Regions from separate parts of the Mus musculus genome. Here region 2 is linked to region 1. The links are chromatin loops, found by intact Hi-C in ENCODE. Cell type or tissue: left cerebral cortex. All regions are shown on one strand.

What was found. Peaks named below come from ENCODE experiments on the same cell type or tissue, not always from the same donor. Only the 100,000 strongest peaks of a DNase experiment are listed, where the experiment ranks them.
Region 2: a loop joins it to region 1, with 2.9 times the contacts of the local background. A loop is called at or near these places in 16 of 42 quality-filtered maps.

The regions. Positions count from the first base shown.
Region 1 is chr3:35,102,139-35,104,638 of GRCm38, forward strand. No RefSeq gene overlaps it. Among named protein-coding and RNA genes, the nearest start is that of Gm35255, 150 kb to the left of the region's middle. In left cerebral cortex, a CTCF peak has its summit at 1,298 (motif pointing left); a DNase peak (open chromatin) is centred at 1,284; H3K27ac peaks cover 751 bases.
Region 2 is chr3:33,955,250-33,957,749 of GRCm38, forward strand. No RefSeq gene overlaps it. Among named protein-coding and RNA genes, the nearest start is that of Gm23175, 2.7 kb to the right of the region's middle. In left cerebral cortex, a CTCF peak has its summit at 1,213 (motif pointing right); a DNase peak (open chromatin) is centred at 1,212.

The DNA.
Region 1 (2,500 bases):
GTAACAGATATATTGTCCTTCTGGGGCCCTCAGAAAAGAATGAATAATTAGCTGTTGTCATGCGTTTTTGGAGAAGTTCTCAACTACTTGAGAGGCATTGCCTCTCGATCAGACAATACAAACTGCCAGGCCACACGAGTTGGTTTTTCACCCTTGCGGAAGAAACCTGAAGTTCTGCTCAGACTACCCACTGGTGTTTGCCAAGCCCAAGGCAGAGGGACGGATTCCACGTCCTCTATGGACCACAATGCCGGGGAGCCGTATCTGCCTGAGAAGCGCCCGAAACCACGGCTAAAGTGTCCAGAGCTCTGTAAGGCTGGGATGCCTTTTTACAGCCCCTTCTGCTCATGTGATGAACCAATGTAATTTTAAAGAAAAATTTAATCCATATGTTTTTCATTAATCTGTACTAAACTCATCAAAATGGTGTTTTGTAAGAGTGATTTGGTGCCCCAGAAGTCTTCTGAGGCTTCTGTAACAGGCCTTCATAATGCCGGTTCTCTTTGAAGCAGGAATTGTGTTTTGCCAACAGCAAAGAAATTCAAACCCCCAAAGGGTTTGGATCAGTTTGAAACTCCAGGCCAGAGGACTCTGTGGGGTTCTACACTTGGCAAACTGTGCTCTCTCCCTTCTGACTTTGAAATACCTTATTTCCTTCCCACAAGAAATGTTCTATTTATTGTTTGCCTAAATCGTGTGTTCAAAACGATCGTCAGGCTTCTTAATGTATGAAACTTATACACGAATTGAAAAGCAGGCTTCGGGACTAATTCCTTCTCAGGCTCTGTCATTGGGTTGTCCTTGGGGAATTTTCTTTAATTAGTCTGTTTCCTGACTCTGCATTTTCTTGCGACTTGGGCTGACCAAAAGATTTACCACAGAGGGTGAAGAAGCTGGTACCACCCAGAGACCAATGCAGAGCAACCACAGGTTTCGCCCCAGGGTGGCCCAGCAGAGACATATTTTTTGATATCCTATGTTAATGTACTCTTATACTGATGTTGACAACCAAAAATTCAATGCAGATTTCACATAACTCCGTGGCCTGTGCCAGGAGCAATGTAATTCACAATTGTCTGTGTTTGCTAATTTTGTGGTGGTGTTAGTTTGTGCTCCAGTGTTTAAGGGAGGCATGCGTAAGCTCACTGGGGCTTTTTTATACAATGTGTGTGAGAGAGAGAGAGAAGAAGAGAAAGAGTTGAAAATGCAAACAAGACAGTGTATGCCCGCAAGTTAAGCATGAGACAGTTGTGGTCCTTTGTCCTTCCTGCCTCTGGGCTGTGAAGTGGGAGCGCCCCCTGGTGAAACTTTAAAATCACTGAAGATTCAGGATGCGTGACATCCAGATTTCTTCCTAACGTCTATGGGTTTTTTGTTTGTTGCTTTTTTGTTGGTTTTTGTTGTTGTTGTTGTTGTTTTGTTTTATTTTGTGTGAAAAATTAACAATTTGATTAAGTTTAGAATGAAACGTTAAAAAAATTTAAAAATCATTAAGTAAAACGATCTCTTTAGGTAACAGAAATGAATATTTGTTGTCTATACCAAAGTGTGTCTGTTTGTTTGCCACTTTTCCACATCATCCACAGCTGCCATTTCCGGCTCCATCTCTGAGGTCACCCTAAGACTATGGTCGTATGAATGAAACCCATCTAAAAACGTGATTACCTCCCTCTCAACAACACAAACAGCAAAGAAATGTGAGGTAAAGCGACAGTAAGGGCAAAAGCAAGAACTGTCACAGAACAGTCCTCGTGACACCCCACGAACCTCTGCAGAGTGTCTGTGGTGTAAAATCTCACGCATGCTGCAGAAATTACATACTGGGCCCTCTGCAGCTCTCGGCCTGGTGTGAGCCAGGGCATGCCATGGCTTCAACCTCTCAGAGATAGGGGTTGTCATCTGAATCATGGGGTGGGGTGGGGTCAAGGGGCACCTGTTCCCCTTCACAGTTCCAGAGAAGCCTGGGAAAACCTCCTTAGGATGGCCTGTTGCATCTCTGCAACCTCTGTGAAGGGATTTTTCTAATTTCCTGTTTGTGGGGGCCCGGTGTGTGTGTGTGTGTGTGTGTGTGTGTGTGTGTGTAAAAGCAAGTGCTGTTTCAAGATGAAGAAGGAAAGGAGGCCCTTCTTCAGTGCTCGGGGTAAAGGAGTATTGACCAGTAGCAGCTTTTCTTTTCCCATTGCAAAGGGCCACAGTGGAACATGTAGCTCCTGGGATGGGTACATGAAGAGAGGAAGCAGCTCTCCTTGCACAAAGCTCCACACAGCTCAGCCCAGAACTAACCCTCAGGCTGTCCCCTTTGCAGATAGTGTGTCACCCACTTGAACTCCCCCTCAGGCTGTCCCCCCTTGCAGATAGTGTGTCGCCCATTTTTGGTACCAGTTACCCTAACCAGGCCCAAGCCTCTATTGTCCTTTTAATGTTGAAGAAATTATGTTCGTTTTTCCACCAGCGATAAACCCTTCATTTGGACAAATGATCTGGTCTTGTCTTTTAGTAG
Region 2 (2,500 bases), 1.1 Mb before region 1:
CTCCAACTAGCCCTCCGTTTAACTACCCCATGCTGGGGAGAGAGGTGTTACTGCTTCAGCACTGCGGCTGGTCTGCACTTAAGAAACTTGTTACAATTTGTCCAAACACACCTTCTAATGACAGGGATGGTGTAAAGAAGCTAATGACAGATCAGAGGCTCCAGCCTTGTAACCTCACACCTGTCAGAAGTGGCTGCCTACTGACCTGCAATTACGCTATTATGGGAATGTTCCACACTAAACTACTCTGAGAACTGGTGAAACTAACTTAAAGGTTTTAAACTATACTCTTCATGTATTCATTAACAACGCTCATGGGATGTCTATTCGGTGTAAGGGCTACAACAATCATCAGCAGATGAAGGCCAATAGCTTTGTGTGGAAGGCAGAAAATTAAATAATTTCTGCAAAATGGTACGGATGCTCTATTATAGCAAGTTCCAGGGGGCAGTGGGTATCCCTGGGGAGGAGCGTCTTGTGTATCGACTTTGAGGCGCCTTGGTGCCATTACTGATGGAGCAACTGAGATATGCATAATTTTATTGCCACTTGGCTTTTATGTATTCAATCTAGAAGTCTCTTCCTAAAAACAGATGAGATGGAAGCCTGCAGGTTCACTTCCTGTTAGTTTAAAACAATTTCTGAAACGGTACACTTTATGCAGTTTCTTTTGGCTCACAGATTAGGACACAGAAAAACTTCAAGAAGCTGTCGGGCCACCTGCCCAGCTTCAGGTGAGAACCCCTGGTGGCTCAGCTCACTGAACAGGAAGCGCAACACAGCGTGGTCGAGAGACTGGGGGAGGTACCAAGATCACTTTGTGCTCGCAAGGTAGCCAATCCAGCCCTGCAAGGGAATTCTTTAAGGGGACATTCTAATCCTTCTAAAAGGTTCCAGTGCCTGGCAACCTCCATAGGAATTCTGCCGGGCACCAAGAATCCCACAGCAAGTTCATCAACTACCTCTTTCCTACTTCACATCCGTGATGAGAGAGGAGCCACAGGTGTGAGAGGACTGAGAGGCACCAGGCTCACTCTGCATCCGCCTGTGCTCAGCTGGACAGGATCAATCTATTCTCTGGGCAAGAACCCTGTGATGTAAACTGAGAAAGGGCAGGAGATAAGCAGGGCGGTACTAACTCAAGGGCAGCAGGCAACGGTGCGGGGTTGGGTCAGGGGAAAATGACGCATTAGGACTTGCTGTACTTCTCCTGTCCTCTAGATGGCAGCAGCGGAACGAAATAGAGAAAACCTGTTTCCATAGAAACAGTCCGCGTCTTCTACACAAAAATAATCTTAGGGCGTTATTTGAAACAAGGTCTTTAAGTTGTTTTCTATAGACACCGAGGTACTTCTGTGGTGTTTCAAGAGTGAAAAATCAGTACACAAACATCCTAAAGATTGTTCAGCTCCTCAGGCCACCAATAATCGACATCAGTATGGATTTTCTCTTATACCAAGAATACCTCTGAGATATGCTTTGTAGTGTCTCACAGATTTACATCTGGAAGCTGAGACATCAACACTGAATGTGAAATGTAGTTTGAAAGTTAACGGAAACCCCTCCTATGAAAGACCAAGTAATTGCATGAGTAAACAGGAAATGAACCTGCAGTACAGAGGGCAGAACCCATCACACCACAAGAAGGCTGAAAGCTCTTGGTGGCTTCAAAAAAGAACTTCCAGAGACTGTAGCTTACCCAGAGGTTATATTTTTATTTTTGCACGCATCCAGGCTGTGGTACCAAGGATCTCTAAGGGTTTGATACCTCAAAAAGTTACACCTCTGTATTCATAGACAAATTTAGGATGTGCCATTCTGTCTGCCTCCAAGTCTCTCAAAGGTGCCATTTGGATCCAATGGAATGATTTTAGTGCTGGAATAAAAAGCATGCATATATATGCGCACGTGTGTGTGTGTGTGTGTGTGTGTGTGCGTGTGTGTGTGTGTTTACATGGTGCTGGAGATGGATTCTAAGACTCGGTGGGTGCTAGACAAGCACTCAGTGAGAATTAACCAGTCAGAGTCTTTGGGAAAGTAGTTCAGCAATGCAAAACTGGAATTTTAATATTCTGTCTTTTCTTTGCTCCAATCGTAGCTTCTGAGAGGGGAAAAATCAGGAAGGTGGAAGGGTTACGTACAAACACGATCTCCGTTCTGTGGCGTTAACGATGAGCTAACTGGAGGTGGTGCGTAGTGGAGACTGCCTTGCAGTAGCAGGCAGAGTGGATCCAGTCATAGGTCCGCATTTGTCATGTTCTCTGAGAGGCACTGGGTACCCTCCAGTGGATGGCTGGGAACCTAACCTCTCTGTGACAGTGTGACATCAAGGCAAAAAGGGTTGGAAGCTTAGCTGATGGAGCACCTGCATCGCAAGCACAAAGACCTGGGTTCTGTCCCCGGCACCACATCAACAGAGTGGGCTGGCATATGCCTTTAACTCCAGCACTCAGGAGGTAAAGGCAGGAAGATGAGAAGTACACGGTCATCCTCAACTATG